Regions from separate parts of the Homo sapiens genome. Here region 2 is linked to region 1. The links are chromatin loops, found by intact Hi-C in ENCODE. Cell type or tissue: chondrocyte. All regions are shown on one strand. Each heading gives the region's core, and the rest is flanking DNA. Links, peaks and the distances in the headings are about the cores only. Region 1 has its middle 180 kb from the start of LINC01821. Region 2 overlaps DNAH7 (dynein axonemal heavy chain 7).

Region 1 (12,269 bases), core at 2,208-10,207:
GGTTCTAATAGTCCATCTTTAATAAATCCCTCTATTACCTGTTGGAGATATTTTCTCCCTTAAATAGAAATAGAATATTGTTTTCTGCAAGCTATTTCTCCTGGTTGTTTTAGTTCAATCTGTAAGTGTGTGATTTTTAACTCTCCCCTGTTGCCTTCCCTAACCCACACAAGGGAATTAATTTTTCTTTCCTCCTTCTGTGTTAAGGGCCATCATCGCTTGTATTTGTCCTTCCTCTATTCCTAATCCTAAACCCAATCTCACAATCAAGTCTCCACCAAGGAGGTTAGTTCCTGCTTCAGGAATATATAAGAGTGACATCTCAATTTGTTCTGATGTCAACCTAATTACCATTTTTTGAATATCAGAATGTGAAATCCCTTTTACTCCTGATACAGCCAATTTTTCCTTAGAGAGTTCTGTACCCCTTGGTTGGTGAATTAGGGAGGTGTGAGCCACCTCAATATCAACCAAAAATGTCACTTCTTCTCCCTTAGGTCCCACCTTCAAATTTATCAAAGATTCCTGGTGGGACCTGCTTAGAAGAAACCCCTGACCATACTAGTCTTCATCAATGGTCATGAGGGGTATCACCTTTTCTTCTTTCTCCCATTCAGAAAATTCTCTCTTAAAATGTCCTGGCTTTCCACACTTGTAACATCTACTCATAGTCTTAGGAGCTCGTCCCAGCATTTCCCTTCTTTCTCTGTGTCAAAATCTGTCATTCCCTTGTCTCCTTCAAGGAGGCTGTTGATCTAACCTTTTTCTGCCTACCTCTTGCACAGTCGAAACAATGATTTTAGCCTTTTTTTTTTTTTCCTGATTCTCTTCCTCTCTCCTTACAAAGACCTTCTGAGCTTCCCTCAGTAATTCCTCAATTGGTTTTTCATTCCATCCATCAATCTTTTGTAATTTTTTTGTAATGTCAGGCCAGCTGTTAGTTACAAAGTTAACTTTCAAAAGGCCTTGCCCTATTGGGTCCTCCAGATCTAATCTAGTGTGTTTTCTCATCTGATCTCTGAGCCTCTGCAGAATGCAAAGGGAGTTTCCTCTTTTTCTTGTTGAATCTTGAATGTCTTTGAGACATTTTGTGTCCTAGGAGTAGACTCTTTGATCCCTTTAATTATTAGTTCCCTGAGGTCTTGCATTTGGGCCTTGTCCCTGGAGCATTATTATCCAATTTGGAATTGACATTTGGAAATTTTTGTTTGGCTGGCAAGACTCCTTGCTCAGGAGGGTATTGTTTCTCCCAGATGGCCGTGGCCACTCTCCTAATTATTCACCTTTATTATTCTGTGAATAGGATATTCATGATAGACATCATTTCAGCCTAGGTGTAAAAGCTGGGTCCTAGGAATTAGTGCAGTTGGTCTGCTAAACTGAGAGGATCTTCTAGGAGTTATTTCCTTCTGGAAATTTCTAACTTCAGCACTTATAAGAGGAGCATTTACAAAGCCAATATCTCCCTATCCTATAGGAACTTCCCTAAGCAGGAACATGCTAGATTCCTGCTATGTGCAAGGGGTAGGGAAGTTCACAACATCCTTCTAACATTGTTCAAATTATTTTCTTAAATTTGGATAAGGATTTAAAGGAGCAGTTGGTTTAGCTTCCCCATGGTCTTTGGGTCTTTCTTCCTCTAACCCTCCTGCTTCCCCTTGATCTTCCTGTCCTCTATTTTGTGAGATGTATGGAGAGGCAAGCATGACAGGGGGTCCTGGGGCTTTTCCCTGGGAAAGGGATTTTTACTAGGTTCTTTTTCTTCTTCTTGTGGGGGTGGGTTTTATCATTCACATAGAGAATTAGAGCTTGGCACACCCAATCCTCATCTGGCCAAACTTAGGCCAAAAGAACAAAGGCTTACAAATGGGGTCTTTGGGACAGATAAAACAGCAATATTTTATTGTCTTTTGCTTTTCCTTGTCCCTGTTTCATGGGTTGTTCCTCCAAACTACAGCATTCTCCCCTAAGGACTATCTTGGGGAATGTCAGAGAGAGTCTCTTGGCTTCCTCTTTCCTTAGTCCTCTAGGCTTAGAATTTCTGTTTCCCATTTTGGGTCAGTCTGTGTGTCAGCTTTTCCCTGTGTACTCAATTCCCACTACTGGAGGTTTCTTGCACACCCCAACAATTGTTTCATCCATCTCTGGCCGTTTCCCTCACGGTAGAATAGAACCGTGTACTGGGACACCGCATTGACGACATATCTAGGATATGTCTCAGTCACAAACCCTTGACCTCTGAAAATGCCCAACTACCAAGGCAGCACTTATAGTCCAATTCTCCTACCTTGGCTCTTGCATGAGATGCCCTGATTGCCACAGTGCCTGCTTTTCTCCTCTTTTTCTCATTTCTGCTGCCTCCTGAATAATAGTCTCAGATTTGTCTATGGCCTCTGTGGGGAGCCGGGATGCCCTGATGGAACAGGCCACTAAAATTGGGTGGGAAGCATCTCCCTTCTTGGCCAGAGTCCCACTCAACACAGGTACAGAGACCCCAGGTGGGGTCCCAAGTTTGTGAGAAATACATTCACCCTTCCAAACACAAAGAATGGACTTGGAGACACAAAGAACAGCAGAAGCAAGACTTTTAATGGCGGTCTTGCAAGATCAGGTGTCTGGTAGGCACACACACACCCGGGGCAATTAGAGTAGGTAATTTGTCTCCTAGCACACATGTCCCTCCCACAGTTCTTCGTTGGTCAAGTACTATGGGGTTACAATCTCCTTGGATGTCGGCTAAGTTTTATTATCCCCTTATAAGGTTATACCCTGGTCCCCTTCCCCCACTTAAGTTTTGATTTCCCAGTAATGAAACTTTCTTTCCTTCAGTGGGCTGACCCCTCTTCTACATTCTGTTTGCCTATCACAACTTTCTAGGTGCATGAGCCATGCGTTTTGTCACATCCTCAGGCTGGCTGCCAGTACTTAGAATATCATGCCTTGAAAATGGACCATTTAAAATGTTTTCTCACAGTCAGCAGCTAACAGCCACATGTCTGCACAGCACCTAAAATGGTTATTTTAGTATCACACTCTTATGTATGCATAGAGAGCTCAAGATTGTCAATGAACTTTTAATGAAGGCTTCAAACTAATATTAAAAAGACACAAAAAGAAGAAAGAAAGGTAGGAAAACAGGAAGGAAGGGAGGAAAAAAGGAAGAAAGGAAAGAAGGATGAAAGAAAGCAGGAACGGGGGAGGTAGGCGGGAGGGAAAGAGAGATGTGGGCAAAAAAGAGGGGGAGAGAGAGAAAGAGAGAAGATAAAAAAGTACATTTGGAGAAAATAGACAAAGCAGAGAAGAGTAAACTTGAAATATTTGATTGATATCTTTAAAAATCTAAAGATGGAGATAAGCTTTACAAAAGAAATATAAAGTCTTCAAAGCAAAAAGATCCTGTGGAAATTAATTCTATAATGAAATAAATATTTAATATAAACATTGAACTATTAGGTGAAGAAATTTCTCAGGAATTTGGGGGGAAAGACATAGCAACAAAAATTCAAGGGAAACTAGAGCATTCGAAGGTTAATAGGGGAGGTGCCATATAATAATAAACTTCAAGAAAGAGAGAGAGAGAATGTTGCACAGGAATTATTAAAGAGAACTTTAGGCATATTCTCCAGTACCAAAGAACTCAAGTACCAAAACAGTGGCTAAAAAAAAATGTCCTATAGCAAAAGACCTACACACATCCTGAAATATCAGAACATGGAAATACGACATGATCCTAAAGTTTCTGCAAAGTAAAAATCCAGTTAAATGAAGTTAAGAGATAGAATGCCATTTTATTTCTAATAGCATCATTGAAAATTAGAAATAGTGGAGAATACTTTTAAAATACTAAACACACAGTAAAACTTGTATGAAAAATAAAATTATTTACTGAAGCAAACTCCCAATTGAAAACGTGATTTCAATAAAGATATTTTCAGACATGCATGTTCTGAGGGAGAAAATGAACAAACTAGGCACCTTTTGTTCACCCTTTCCAGGGATGTTAGAATGTTCTGTAGCCAAATAAGGAAACAAAGCTCATTTGAGTGTGCTCTAAACACACACACACACACAGATCAGAAGTTGCCTATGACTTCTCCCAAGTGTTTGAGAAAACTCTAAGCCCTTTTTTGTATTATGCATTCTAAAGTACTTAGAATCCTCAAACTAATTCCAATTTGTAAATCTTTATCCATGTGTCACCTTCTGAGAACTGACCAACATGTAGGTAAATTAATAGAGGTTTGATTGATCTATAACTTAATTATTCAATAAATTTCTATTAATCTTCTTTAGGTTCTGGGAAGTCCTGAACTGTACCAATTCTTCCATGAACTAGTCATATGCCTCTGGGAATTCAAGCCCTTCAAGTGAATTGAGGGACAGTTCTTTCCAGTAATATCTGTGGTTGGGGTGTGGGTTGGAGGTGTAGGGAGACAAAAAATAGATAAGTTAAGCCTCAAAGGGATCTTTCAGAGAAACACTCATTTTATTGGCTTAGTTAATATATATTTTAAAGAGGCCAAATTTGATTCAGTGTTTTTCTTGAAGATCTCAGCATAACAATAAGAGAAAGCAGCAGATCATTGAATGTTTTATTATTTTCCCTTATTTTCTAAGGCTATTTTATTAGTTAGAGTTATTCAGAAAAACAGAATTTATGAGAGAGAAAGAAAGGTATTTAAGGAATTGGCTAAGTCCAACAACCATAGAGCAATGTTGTCCTGACTCCATAGTCAAGACACAGCTCAACATAAAATTTCTTAAAACATCATATACACTTTCAATTTGTTCCAATCATGGGGCATTTTCTATTGCATCCCTCATGGGTTTTTCTATTTCTAAATTTTAAATTCTCTGAAGAGTAAAATTTTTGATTCAGAAACATATATTATTTTTGTTTTTGTTGTTTTTGCCTTCTCACCACTTTTGATGTAAAATCTCTTGGCACCTATTTGCTCATCCTTTGTAGCAATATGTCCATTTTTGTGCCTTTCTGGACTGAATTAAGAAAAATTTTCAGGCAAAGGATGTTAAAATACAAAATTAAAAATACACTAAACAAAAGACCATTTCAGTGCATCCACTAAACATGATGCATTTATATTATGATAATATTTCCATTGATGGTACTTAAGGACATACAATGAGGGTTCTTTTGAATAATATCAATATAAGGTGAAAAATATTGCTCTCTCAATGGTAGATTAATGTCCCACAAACCTTAACTGGGCAACTGTGGGACTAAGACAAAAGATTAATATATGAAACAATAATTTTGAACCACGTAAAAATCCCCAAACAAAATAATGTAATTACATGGAAGCATTGTGTCCAGAGAGAAAGAAAAATGAGTTATATAGTTTATATATTTTTAAATCATGATAAACTCATCAAAAGATGGCCTGCATTTTATTATCATTTTATTCTGATTATGGGTCAACAATTCTAAACAATGTCATAGAACACTTCTCTAAAATATATTTCATTTTTCTAAATTCTAAACAATCTTTGTGGCTGCTGTTATTTTTTGTGAATACATGCACAAGTGCCAAATTGGTACATTTCATGATGTCATTTCACATATATTTTATTCTACATGAAACTTAATTCTAAGAACTCTCAAGTATATAGCTTACCACAACACATATAAACTCAGCAATATATATGTGTTTTGATATTAAACTCAAAGTGGTTGATAATTTGTAAGCATATGGTGTCCAAGACCCTGTGTCTCTTCAAATTCCTGAAGTTAAGCAGTAATTTCAGAATAAATAATGAAAGGTCTGATTATAAATATGAAGCATAGAGCATGAGTTTCGAAAATGCTGTCATAGTATGTGGTCAATTGAAGTTTTTGTGTTTAAAATTTGAGACTGTGAAATAGAACATCAACTATAAAGTTAGTTTTTGGTATGTGTAAATTTTAGTCTGTACATGAATATTGAATCATAATTTTAAAAATGAACTCTATTATTCTTTAATAATGGCTTTAAAAATAATGATTAAAAATGTTCATTACCTATTATTGTAGGATTTTTCTGAAAATAATTTTGTTGTCTAGAGATAGAGGAGAGTTAATAACACCTGCATTGAATCTTCTATATATGCCACTGAAAGGGACACATACAACACAACACACACACACACAGACACACATACACAGAAACACACTTTATCTACTTAGTACATTTTAAGTTTCTTGACCTAAAAACCTGTGGACCACACATAGACCACAGTGAATTCTGCAAAAGAAAAATTAGTAGGTAGGACACATTGGCATATAAACAACTGACTCCCTTTGGCAGCTGCCTAAATTCACCATGTTCCTTCATAATCCACTGAACCATTATGACCTAAAATTAGAAGACAATTATTGAGCTCTTACAGTGTAAAACATAAATTAAAATTTCCAAAGAAACATACGTTAAGCCATACATTAATTTTAAAAATGTATTTATCTAGGATGACTATAGCTAACAGTAAAGCAGTGATTATTACAAATAGTTAAAAGAATATCCCCAGAAAGAAATGATAAATGTATGAGGTGATGGGTTACTAACCACCCTTATTGGATAATTTTATATATATATATATATATATATATATATATATATATATATAATATTATATATATGTGTGTATCCAAACATCAAATTATACCGAATAAATAAGTACAATGACAATGATCAATTTAGAAAAAGAGAAAGGTATACTAGAGTTTCTTCTCTCACTGTTCATATATACCAAGGAAGTGCAATGTGAGTACATAGCCAGAAGGTGGCCATCTGCAAGCCAGGAAGAGAGCCCTTATTGAAACCAACCATACTGGCACCTTGATCTTGGATTTTCCAGGCTCCAAAACTGTGAAAAATATAGGACAGTTGTTTAACTTACTCAGTCTATGGTATTTTGTTATGGCAGCCTGAGTTGGCTAAGACATATATTTTACCACAATAACAATTATTTTTAAAAATTGTGAAAATAACGTGCACATGATTTTAAATGTAAACTAGCAGCAAAAATACAATTAAAAAAGAATGTATTGATCTAATTGGTAGAGAAATAAATCACACAAATGTCACATATATATATATAAAATATGTGATGTATTCATATATATGCACATACATATGCCTGTTCATATATGTGTGTATATGTGTGTTAACTTATCTGGAAATTTTAATTTACATTTTACAAGAGCTCAATAATCATCTTCTAATTTTAGGTCACAATGGTTTGGTGCATTATAAAGGAACATGTGTGCATATATATATATGCACACACATATATATATATAACACACACACATTGAGATCAGAAAACGTATTTATTATTTTCTGCTGTGTTAGATAAATTTACAAAGATAAGATAGAAGTTGACCTTCTTCATCAGGTTTTGTGGAATTTTAAAAACTAGAAAATTTTTGACATGCAATCACCCATTCCATGTTATATTATTTTTTAATGATTGTATGTCTTATCTCTTCATTTAAAAAATATTCAAAGGTTAGGGACTTTGTTTTAAGCTTTGTATTCTCCACAGCATTTAAACAGTTTTAAATACTATTTGCTAAGGATTAAAATAATGCATTGCACAACAGTTGCTAGTTTTTATTATCATTATCAAGAGAGATGCAGAATAATTATTCAGGTAAAGCTATTTCAATGTCGACTATAATGCAGGCCTTTGATTCAGAAGTCCTAGGTGTTTTCTTACTATTATTCATAGGCTCTTTACACCTTATATAATCTCACCAGGTACAGGGAATATTTGCTATTAACATAGCACCTCAGGCTGTGCTGTGACATAAATATACTTCCATTTCCATATATTTTCTAGATTATTCAATTATTGTGATTTTCAGAAGAAATAAATAACAAGTGTAGGCTCAATTCTCTTGAGGGTGATTATCCTTAGACAATAGTTACTAGAAATTCATTGTGTTGAGAAGATAGGAGATATATTTACATTCAAATATGTTTGATGTTAGCCTATATTAGTTTTCTTGATCTTTCTATTAAAATACTGAAGATTTTATATTATTTACTTAATGACACTTCTTAATGACAGCTTAGCCACTTCTGCCATTGTATAAATTTGGTATTCAATGAGTAGATTGTTTTGTTCCTAAAATATTTTTTAAAATATATTTATTTTAATTTGTATATACTTTGACAGTTTTTTTAAAAAGCCATTTTATAATTAAAGCTTAGTGGAGTTCACCTAGTTTTTGGTTTGGGTAAAAATTCTTTTCACTAGGTCATACAAACAGGTTATCTTCAATTTCATTATTAATGCTTTTTCTGTCAACACTGTGTCTGAGAATATATACATATATATATATATATATATACTCAGAATATATATATATATACTCAGAATATATATATATACTCAGAATATATATATATATTCTCAGAATATATTCTGAGAATATATATACTCAGTATATATGTATATATACTGAGTATATATATATATACTCAGTATATATATATATATATATATACACACACACATATATATCACGCTCCATCACCCACTGCAAAATGAACTACTTTTTAAATATTTTAGTTCTTATTTTAACTATCTACACTTTTCAATTAATGGTTGTTTTTCAATTTTTGGTTTTATCAAGTTTTCATAAGCTCTAACCAAAGAGGGCTTTAAGGTTCGCCTCAGCTAACTAAACTTTAAACAGGTTCCTTTCCAAATTTAGACTTCAATCTCCATTTTCTTATTTACTTTAGTAAACTTGAAATTGTGAATTCTTTCTCTGCAGCTTTCAGATATAAATCTTCTCCAAGTCTCTTACTAGTTTTACAACCCAGGAATGTCTTTCTTAGAAACTTAGGAGCCACTCTTTTGAAATATAATCATCAAGAAAGATAGTGTTACTTTATTTCAGTCTCTGTCAGATTGGAGGAGCATCACTTTAATAAGCAATGATTAGCAAACATATATGGCCTGATCACACTGACCAGCCTGCCCTCATTCGTTTTTCATTAGTTCACCTCACTGTTAAAATCACCCACCCTTTGTTCCAGCAGAGTTGTGTTCAGTATCTCTCCCCTAACACAATTTTCTTGAGTAAAGTTTTTATTGCCTGTTTAGCTCATTCTGTGAAAATTTACTTTGACACTCACATAATCCTTATTTTGATAATTGAATAATGACCTCCTACAGAAGACCAGAATCCTCTCCTCCAAATATAGATCTATCTGTCATCATTTGAGTTAATCTTTATTGGTTACTTTTGCACACTTAACATACTATTGCAATATGTTTATGTTTCTATCAGCATAACTTAATTTTAATTTGATTTCATAACCTTTAAAAGCATTATTAGTATTAGGAATTTACTTAGAATAATACAATTATTAAGATAAAAATAATCTAGGCATAATCCAATCCCATGGATAGGAAAGACTTTACTGGGACAAATAAAAATATGTATAAATCACAGTTTAAAAATTCACAAAGGCATTTTCCCAATGTCATATAAAAAGTATAGGTGACATCTGGTTCAGCATTTCAGTCAGGTTCGATTATGGTGAATGTAATGATTTGGTACACCAGGAGAAATATTGAGATTTTCAAAAAGACTAAGATGGTGACTGGCTCAGGGAGCTGAGCTGCCACTGTTGAGACTCTGTGGAGCCTGCACACCTTTTCATCTGTGCTGCTACTAGCACCTCTTCTTTCTAATCACAGAGCTTCATGTATGCGAGAATTGTTCTGTCATCATATAAGCACTGTAACAGACCTCTCTTCAAGAATGAAATGCTCTAAATAGCTTGTGGATCTGGCTTACAGCGTATTATTGGACACATATGGTTTTATAGGAAAAAGTTACAAGTCACCATAAAAAGAGTTAAGAGTAGATTCAGGGAAATAGCAGCAACTGATAAGAAGTTTAGACTACATGTTCTAAGACAAAAAAGAGAATGAAATTTTCTCAAGCAAAGAAGAGGTTTAGTAAATATATTCTTATGGAATTGTTAGAAATTGAACTTCTTATTGTCCAGGAAGTATGGAGATCTAATTTTTCTTTATAAAAGTGTTACAGGAATCCACCATTTTTATTCTTTCTACACAGCATAATGATTATTTCCTAGTTCTATTGATAATTAAGTACTTTCCACAAAATACATTTATTATTAAAAATATAAATCTCTCTATATTATCCTTTTAATAACTTGTGCATAAAAATTACCTGTTTGAGACATTCAACAAGTTTTTTGCATATAATTACTTTTTCTGAACTTTTAATGTGACTTTTTTTCCTCTCGAATTAAGCAATTAAAAAACTAATGGCTCATATCAATTTTAATGTAATGGTTCAAAATTACACACTTGCACATGTATATAACACTCACATCCACTTAAATATAACTGTGCACACATGCACAGTTATATTTATTTATAGATTGTGTCCTTTGAAAATATTTTCCTAGATTTTGTTTTTTATTTTTCTGCTTTCTACACAATATTTTCTTTTCGAATTCTAGCAGATCATTTGTTTACATTAAAATTTATGAATTTGTCATTTTCTAAACATCCTACAGTCATTTTGCATTATTCTTTTACCCTCACTGGCATGTGCCAACACTCAGCAATTTATTTCATTTGAAAATCTTTATAAATAAAATACAACACCAATCCACTCAAATATAAATGTGCAAGAGTGTATGCTAACCTTTGTTTGTTTAGTTTAGTGGGTACATGATTCTGTTTCATGGAGAGAACAGAACAATCAGGATATGATTCTTAGGACACAGGACCTCTGGAATATAGCAGCATGATTAAGAGTGTGCCCTCTGGAGCCTGATTACCTAGGTCTTCATCCTGGCTACTGCCCTTACCAGCAAACTTGTATAAGTTTTTTTTCTGTATTTTAATTTCCTCATGTGAAATAGGGGCAATTCAATATTAATACTTTGATACATATAAAATACTTCAAATACTTACTAGTATGCAGTAAACATTCAATAAATGTTAGTTCCCATTATTAAGTATGGGTTAGAAAAATAATCTAGGAATGAATTTAAAGCACATGATCAGATTGCTGGCAATAAACACTTCAGTTTTCCAGTTTCCTGGAACAACTCATGAATACAATTCACTTGTGGGAGTATTTCATTCAGGGAAAGAAATGTCTTTGAAAAAAATCATTGACCCCTTGTTTTTCAAGGCCTTGAGTTTAGAGACAGAGAAACATTTAATAGGGGCCTACATCCCATGGCAGTGTCTTTGTTATAAAAATTATACGGAAAAAACACAGGTAGCAAAACCACATATTCCTTTTCTTAGAGACACTACAAGGCTTAGAGAGGGATCAATAATGGTCTGTAGGCAGATTTAAAAGAAGAACCTGCCATGTTGAAAAACAGAGTAAGTGATTTGGAACATTAAATAAGTATTATGCTGTTGTGCTCTTGAAATCAGAAGTATAGGGCCGGGCGCCGTGGCTTACACCTGTAATCCCAGCACTTTGGGAGGCCAAGGTGGGCGGATCACCTGAGGTCAGGAGTTCAAGACCAGTTTGGCCAACATGGTGAAACCCTGTCTCTACAAAAAGTAGGCAGATGTGGTGGCACACACCTGTAATCCCAGCTACTCGGGAGGCTGAGGCAGGAGAATTGCTTGAACCTCGGAGACAGAGGTTGCAGTAAGCCAAGATTGCGCCACTGTACTCCAGCCTGGGTGACAGAGTGAGACTGTCTCAAAAAAAAAAAAAAAAAAAAATTAGAAGTATGCAGCACTTTGTATACAGAATTCAGTTTGGTACACATTTAGGATATTGTCTTTATAAGTAGAATACATACTGATCTAGAAAAGTGAAATCCTAGTTTCTTTAATAGCCATTTCAACAAATGCTATCATGAAACTCTTTACAAATAAACATCAAGCTATTCAGACATTTCTACTTAATAAATGAATACAATATATAGTATTGAGTTTCTATATTTGAAAGTATATTGAAATCTTTCACATCCAGTGAATTATATATAATGCAATGTTTATATATAATAACTACTACTCCTGGATAAACCAAAAGACAAACTGCAAATCCGAATTGAAGATTCTTCTCCTAAAACTAGCGATGAATTGAAAATGTTACCCAAATATAAAACTAGAGTGTCTTCTACCAGAGTAACTTATAACAGAATGGAAATCTGCATAGACATCCACGTTTTTCATTTATTGAAATAGCTGTAGTACATCATCTCTTACATGTTGTTTATCCTAAAAAACAGAATATCTAC
Region 2 (8,000 bases), core at 1-8,000, 1.8 Mb after region 1:
ATCATTCTCAGCAAACTAACACAGGAACAGAAAACCAAACACTGCATGTTCTCACTCATAAACGGGAGTTGAACAATGAGAACACATGGACACAGGGAGGGAAATATCACACACTGGGGCCTGTCGGGGGTTGGGGGGCAAGAGGAGGGAGAGCATTAGGACAAACACCTAATGCATGCAGGGCTTAAAACCTAGAACCTAGATGACAAAAAAAAAAAAAAAAAACCTAGATGACAGGTTGATAGGTGCAGCAAACCACCATGACATATGTATACGAAGGTAACAAACCTGCGTGTTCTGCACATGTATCCCCAAACTTAAAGTAAAATAAAAAATAATAAAAAATAAAAAAAGAGATAATGCAGTTTTGTATACTTAATGGAATTAAGCTCAAGCCTGCCTGGTAAATTTCTGGGAGCATAAATTTCCTAATGCAAAATCCCTGGACAACAGAAAATTGATAAGATCCTCATTAAACCTTTTGCACTTCAAGAAAGGAAATGTAGGTTGACAGAGTAGAACTTAAAACCTCTTACAATTTTAAGAGTCCTTGACTTCATCAGGAGCAGAAACTCTTTCATTTAGATTCAATGTATTTCTAGGATTAACCTAAATCTCAGGGCCCATTTGCCTAAAATTGAGTTTTCAGAAGTTTTCCAGAGTAAACTCAGAATCTTAGAATTAACAATAATTCAAGCATCAATCTCAATTATTACTCATTTAACAAACATTTACCAAGGGCTAATACACGTTAGTGACCTTTCTCAGTGCTTGGGTGACAACAGTGGACAAAACAAAGATCCCAGCCTCCATGGGGGAGACAGACAATAAATAACAAACATCATATTGATAAATTATATAGTAAGGTAGATGATAGATGCTACAAAACAGAAAGAAGTGATAAGAAGTGCCAAAAAAGTCAAAGGTGGGTTAATTTCAAATAGGATGTTCGATGTGAGCCTCTTTATAAAGGTAATATTTGAGAAAATATATCAAGAAAGCAAAGCATTAACACCGCAGATATTTAGAGGTAGCACATTCCAGAAGAGGGTCCAACCAGTGCAAACGCCCTCGGATACAGTGTGTTTGTTATTTGAGAAGAAGGAAGGGTGGGGAGGAAGCAAAAGAAGGAGAAGGAGAAGAGGAAGAAGGAAGAAGATGAAGAGGAGGAAGAGGAAGAAGGAAGAAGATGAAGAGGAGGAAGAGGAAAAAGGAAGAAGAGGAAGAGGAGGAGGAAGGAGGAAGAAGAGGAGATAGCCAGTGTGGCTGGAATAGAGTAAGTACAGTGAAAAGTTATAAAGACAGAGAGGTAAAAGCGTGGAATGAGCAGATCAAGAACTTCCCATTTAATGAAATCATTAATATGTCCCTCATATAGAAGTATTTCTTCCCTGGACACTGAGATTACTTAATCTAGTTAGGATAATCTCTACTAGATTTCATCTAGAAAAGCCAAAAGTTGAGAAGCAAAATTGTTGTTAGCAGATTACATGGTTAATTGGTGAGACATGTCACTTCTATTTTTACTCTTTAATTCCCAGATCCATGTACTCTACCTATGAGAGAAATCATATCCCTGGAGTGGACAGAGAACATATACCATGTACACTCTAGAACTGCAGCCCAAACTCCCATCACCTTCCAACAGTGATATGGTTTGTTGTCCCCACCCAAATCTCACCTTGAATTGTAATAACCCCTGTGTGTCATAGGAGGGACCTGGTGGGAGGTAATTGAATCATCGGGGTGGGTTTTTCCTGTGCTGTTCTCATGATAGTGAATAAGTCTCATGAGATCTGATGGTTTTATAAAGGGGAGTTCCCCTGCACATGCTCTCTTGCTTGCCACCATGTAAGATGTGACTTTGCTTCTCATTTACTTTCCACCATGATTGTGAGGCCTCCCCAGCCATGTGGAACTGTAAGTCAATTAAACCTCTTTCCTTTGTAAATTACCTGGTCTCAGGCATGTCTTTATTAGCAGCATGAGAACAGACGAACATACACAGATAGAGCAAATTAATCTTCAATATAAGCCAATTCACTTTGTTTAAGGTCAATATTCATAGTAGGACCTTTACTATTACCGATGTCAGTCAACTGTCTTATTTCCCTTATAAGGTGAGTTCCTTAGCATATGCAATGTTGTGTGGAAACTGTGATAATGAGTAAGTCATTCAGTAAGTCAATGAATGACAGTATTGGCAGAAACTTGCTGTGGGAAAACAAAAATTCATTTCGTGCAGACACAACACTGCTGGCTTCCATATTGAAAGAGGGCCAATGTAATATTCAATTCCCTCTAAATGAGTGCTGTATCAGAAGCATTATGTTAATTTCTGCTGTTGGCAGCTTGAGTGCACCCAGCAGTGTTGGTGAGGGGTAGTCTCCGATAGTAATTCCTTCCATAATTCCCACCACTGCCATCATGACTTCTTCATTTATAGCTACATTAGCCATGTATCCCAGTTTGATGAAGATAGTTCTGGTTCATGCTTGCTTTCTCAGATTATTAATTGCTTTAACTCTCAAATGTTCTCCAATTTGGACAATATATTAAATGATTATTCTATTTCATAGCTCACTGTGCACATAGTGGCATATGCCGGTTGACATGTACAGACTAGGTCAACTGGTCAACCATATAATTAAGTTCCTCCTTTTGCAGTTGCACCTGCTACTAAGCAATCACATGGAACACAAATATGCTCGCTTTTAGGTATATTCTCTGATTCCTTACATACCTCTTCCCCAGTCTTCCTTTTTCCCAATCCTTCAAACTTGTTTCTAAGTCCTTGATTATGCAGCATAACTGTTTGCTACTGACCATCATCAACATAAATTCATACTTCTGACCAAGCACTCTTTCCAAGGAAAGTTAGAAAACCAATATAATTATTGAAGTTATGCCCATGAGAAGAATTTCTTTCCTATTGTTAAGTCCACCCCTAAGTGGAGTTATAATTTCCACTTCTGGATGGTGCAAGCATATGCGGCACAAACATCTGCAAGCAACTCTCTAATTTCTTTAAATCCAATCAAGGATTTTCTACCATTTCTATCTAATTGAGACAGGCCATTACAGAAGCCAGGTTTGGTCAATAAAACAAGTAAACAGAACCACTCACAGCTCCTTGACTAGCATCTTGAAACAGGATCTCTGGTAAGTGCACCCATATCAACACATTTGACCACATCTAACTTATGTTCTTTCCTCCCTACACAAGCACCATTACAATATATTGCCACTTAATTTATCTACACCTCTGCCAAGGATTCTGGCAAGTGAGGCTAAACAGAGTTTGAGGGTCAGGGTACCCAGAGTCAATTACATCCAAGTGTCCCCATTTTCAGTTTTCACCACCCCATGCTTTGCAATAAGTAAACTATCTTTCACATAACAGATCTAGAAAGGCCATGAATTAAATTACATTGAAATTTGGTGACCTATTGAATCAGATTCTATAACTCATTTTTGGCTATATCAAATTTGTAGCTATGAGAAATAAAAGGCTCTTTTAGCAAATCACAGAAGTTTCTTAGTTTTCTGACCACATCTTGAGCAGAGAATTTAAAACTGCAAATTATACCATGTCTTTTATTTCTCCAGTGCTTTTTAAAGAATTCAGCCCATCTCACCTCCCTTGTACTTCAAATTCTTATCATATTGACCTATTCAAGCAGCCTCATGGTCCACCAAACACTTCCCTGTACAACAGATTGTTCATTCTGGAAGTCTAAGAACATAATTGATTGAGTGATTTTTACACTGCATACCAGATACTCCTAGTGTCCTATTTTCAAGCAATAACTAGATCTTCACTACTCTAAAACCCAAGTGGGTCATAAACAATCCTAGATCTCATACTTGAGGTTCTGGTATAGTTTATTCAAGTTCAGTGCAGAACCCTTCTACATATTAAGCAAAAAGGAATTTAACACAGGGAATAAAGTGATTACAAAATCACTGGAAAGCCTAGGGGAGCATACTTCCAGGACAGACTACTAAAACATAAGAACTGACTTTTCAGGATTTACTACTTCTGCCCCAATCAGGACTAAAGGATAACACCATTGGAAATACTGAGTTCAACAACCCATCATGGTGGCTCTGATGCCAGAGTTCACTGGGTGGGATCAGGAGGCCACCATTATCACTGCCTCATAATACCTATAAAACTGGTAACCAGATAAGTCCTGTTGGAAAAAAAAGTCATGTGTTCACGATCTTCCTTGACAGCAGAAATAGCTAAAATGACAGAAAGCTGGTCACTTTCACTTTTTCCATCCAAATCCCAAATGAGTGTATCTAACTGACAAGATCTAATTCACTTCCAGAAAGTCAGATGTAGAGAGCCTGGCAGATGATCTTTTCTGCTTTTCAGCTCACTAGATAGAGGTGAAATGCTTGTTGCCAAATTACATTTACTACAGTAAAGAAAACAAGGAAAATAAAGAATGAGTACTAAGTTTTTGGCCTGAGCAACAGAAAGAATAGTGTTATATTTATTGAGATGGGGTTAGACAAGAAAAGGAAAATGTTTGGGAAAAAATTTAAGAGTGTTTTTGTCTGCTTTGCATGAAATACAAAAGACTTGGATGAGTCAAAAACCAAGTTTGGGGGTGAAATGCAGCATGCAGAGAGGGATTATCCACTTACTTCATCTCCATCTGGTGGGTAATTAACTAGTTCCCATTCCCTGAATCTCAAGAAGGGGGGCCCAAGAGAGTCCCTAATAAATTTTCTAAGGGCCTGAAAGGAGAGGAAACTGACATCTTTCCTAGCTGGAGATCTGGTCAGTCACCCGGTGTGCTGAACTGCTCCAATGCTACTAGAACAGGAAAAAAACTCTGGGAGAAGATGGTGTGGTGGAATGGCCAGTGAAGAAGGGGCAAGAACTATATGCTCAAGGATACAAACAAAGTGGGTAGGGAAGATGAATTGTGCCCTTCTGCAGACCCCACTTTTGGGCTATGGCAGGCAGATGAAAAATTTTTTCCCATAACCTAATCTTAAAAGTAAGCAGGCATATGAAATTAAAGGCTGAAGATTTGTGAAATACTGCTACAGTATGGGGTAAAGAGACATACACAACAAAAATATGGCAAAATACAACATCAGAAGGTCAGTTTGAAGATGTAGCCAAATCTCCCAGACAACGAACAAACCTAGGGGAGATACTCAAGATGAAGTCCCTCAGCAGCCAGACCTGTGTTGGATCTTCACCTGTCTACCCCGGATTAATCTGTGCTCATTACATACCCACAACTCTCCAACAGGCTAGACCAGTTGCAAAGACCAACAGAAAAGGCACAGGGCCTTCACATCACTGACAGGAGGTTAATTACCTTATGACCACTGACAAAAAAGAACAGCCCATTTTGCAGGATCAGGTATATCAGAAAATGTTCTTTTACCCTCACTCTCTCTTTCTTTCTCTCTCTTTCTCTCTCCCTCTTACTTTCTCTCTCCCCATCCCTCCCTTCCTCCTTCTCTTCACCCGGTCCTTGTCCCAAACCCAGATGAGAAGCACAGGAGGAGAGAAGTAGAGTGGGAGAGTAGTCTCCATATCTCCCCACCCCTGGAACTTCATGTTTACTTGCACTGTGGGGAAGAGGAGAGCTCAGAGTAGAACAGAAGACTGAGGATTTGAAACAGGTACAAAACTCTCTTAATAAGCAAAAGTGACTGAAAAATTCTGGAATTAGATTGAAAGATCAATAAGGGAGCCTCTCTGAGTGAGAAAGGTCACTGGTTGAGTATAGTTGGTAGCATGAATTATAAGATTATTTCATGTTTACACCTCAAGGAAACCAAGACATCTCAATAAAGCCAATTATATATATATTTATATAATTATAATATATATAATTATAATTATATATTATATATCTACATAATTATATATTATTTTTATATATATAGTATTTTTAGTAGAGACGGGGTTTCACCATGTTGGCCAGGCTGGTCTCGAACTCCTGACCTCAGGTAATCCACCGCCTTGGCCTCCCAAAGTGCTGGATCACAGGCGTGAGCCACATGTCTTATTTTTTTAAATTATGATTATACTTTAAGTTCTGGGATACATGTGCAGAACGTGCAGGTTTGTTACATAGGTATACACGTGCCATCGTGGTTTGCTGACCCTATCAACTAGTCATCTACATTAGGTATTTCTCCTAATGCTATCCCTCCCCTACCCCTTCACCCCACAACAGGCCCCAGTGTGTGACGTTCCCCTCCCTGTGTCCATGTGTGCTCATTGTTCTACTCCCATTTATGAGTGAGAACATGTAGTGTTTGGTTTTCTGTTCCTGTGTTAGTTTGCTGAAAATGATGGTTTCCAGCTTCATTCATGTCCCTGTAAAGGACATGAACTCATCCTTTTTTATGGCTGCATATTATTCCATGGTGTATATGTGCCACATTTTCTTTATCCAGTCTATCATTGATGGACATTTGGGTTGGTTCCAAGTATTTGCTATTGTGAATAGTGCTGCAATAAACACACGTGTGCATGTGTCTTTATAGCAGAATGATTTATAATCCTGTGGGTATATACCCAGTAATGGGATTGCTGGGTCAAATGGTATTTCTGGTCCTAGATCCTTGAGGAATCACCACACTGTCTTCCACAATGGTTGAACTAATTTACGCTCCCACCAACACTGTAAAAACGTTCCTATTCCTTCACAGCCCCTCCAGCATCTGTTGTTTCCTGACTTTTTAGTGATCACCATTCTAACTGGCATGAGATGGTATCTCATTGTGGTTTTGATTTGCATTTCTCTAATGACCAGTGATAATGAGCTTTTTTTCATAGGTTTGTTGGCCACATAAATGTCTTCTTTTGAGAAGTGTCTGTTCACATGCCTTGCCCACTTTCTGATGGGGTTGTTTTTTTTCTTGTAAATTGGCTTAAGTTCATTGTAGATTCTGGATATTAGTCCTTTGTCAGATGGATAGATTGCAAAAATTTTCTCCCATTCTGTAGACTGCCTGTTTACTCTGATGATAGTTTATTTTGCTGTGCAGAAGCTCTTTAGTTTAATTATATCCCATTTGTCAATTTTGGCTTGTGTTGCCATTGCTTTTGGTGTTTTAGTCTTGAAGGCTTTGCCCATGCCTGTATCCTGAATGGTATTGCCTAGGTTTTCTTCTAGGGTTTTTATGGTTTTAGGTCTTACGTTTAAGTCTTTAATCCATCTTGAGTTAATTTTTGTATAAGGTGTAAGGAAGGGGTCCAGTTTCAGTTTTCTGCCTATGGCTAGCCAGTTTTCCCAACACCATTTATTAAATAGGGAACGCCTTCCTCATTGCTTGTTTTTGTCAGGTTTGTCAAAGATCAGATGGTTGTAGATGTGTGGTGTGATTTCTGAGGTCTCTGTTCTGTTCCATTGGTCTATATCTCTGTTTTGGTACCAGCACCATGCTGTTTCGGTTACTGTAGCCTTGTAGTATAGTTTGAAGTCAGGTAGCGTGATGCCTCTTGCTTTGTTCTTTTTGCTTAGGATTGTCTTGGCTATAAGGGCTCTTTTTTGGTTCCATATGAAATTTAAAGTGGTTTTTTTCTAATTCTGTGAAGAAAGTCAATAGCAGCTTGATGAAGATAGCACTGAATCTATTAATTACTTTGGGCAGTATGGCCATTTTCACGATACTGATTCTTCCTATCCATGAGCATGGAATCTTTTTCCATTTGTTTGTATCTTCTCTTACTTCCTTGAGCAGTGGTTTGTAGTCCTCCTTGAAGAGGTCCTTCACATCCCTTGTAAGTTGTATTCCTAGGTATTTTATTCTTTTTGTAGGAATTGTGAATGGGAGTTCGCTCATGATTTGGCTGTTTGTCTATTATTGGTATATAGGAATGCTTGTGATTTCTGCACACTGATTTTGTATCCTGAGACTTTTCTGAAGTTGCTTATCAGCTTAAGGAGATTTTGGGCTGAGACAATGGAGTTTTCTAAATATGCAATCATGTCATCTGCAAACAGAGACAA

The links. Peaks named below come from ENCODE experiments on the same cell type or tissue, not always from the same donor. Only the 100,000 strongest peaks of a DNase experiment are listed, where the experiment ranks them.
Region 2: a loop joins it to region 1, with 3 times the contacts of the local background. A loop is called at or near these places in 9 of 110 quality-filtered maps.

What each region holds. Positions count from the first base shown.
Region 1 is chr2:194,160,205-194,172,473 of GRCh38, forward strand. No RefSeq gene overlaps it. Among named protein-coding and RNA genes, the nearest start is that of LINC01821, 180 kb to the right of the region's middle. In chondrocyte, for the core only: CTCF peaks have their summits at 6,788 (motif pointing right) and 6,990; no DNase peak of the experiment used is centred there.
Region 2 is chr2:195,941,245-195,949,244 of GRCh38, forward strand. The region is part of intron 19 of DNAH7 (dynein axonemal heavy chain 7); the gene reads right to left. Among named protein-coding and RNA genes, the nearest start is that of DNAH7, 120 kb to the right of the region's middle. In chondrocyte, for the core only: no CTCF peak of the experiment used is centred there; no DNase peak of the experiment used is centred there.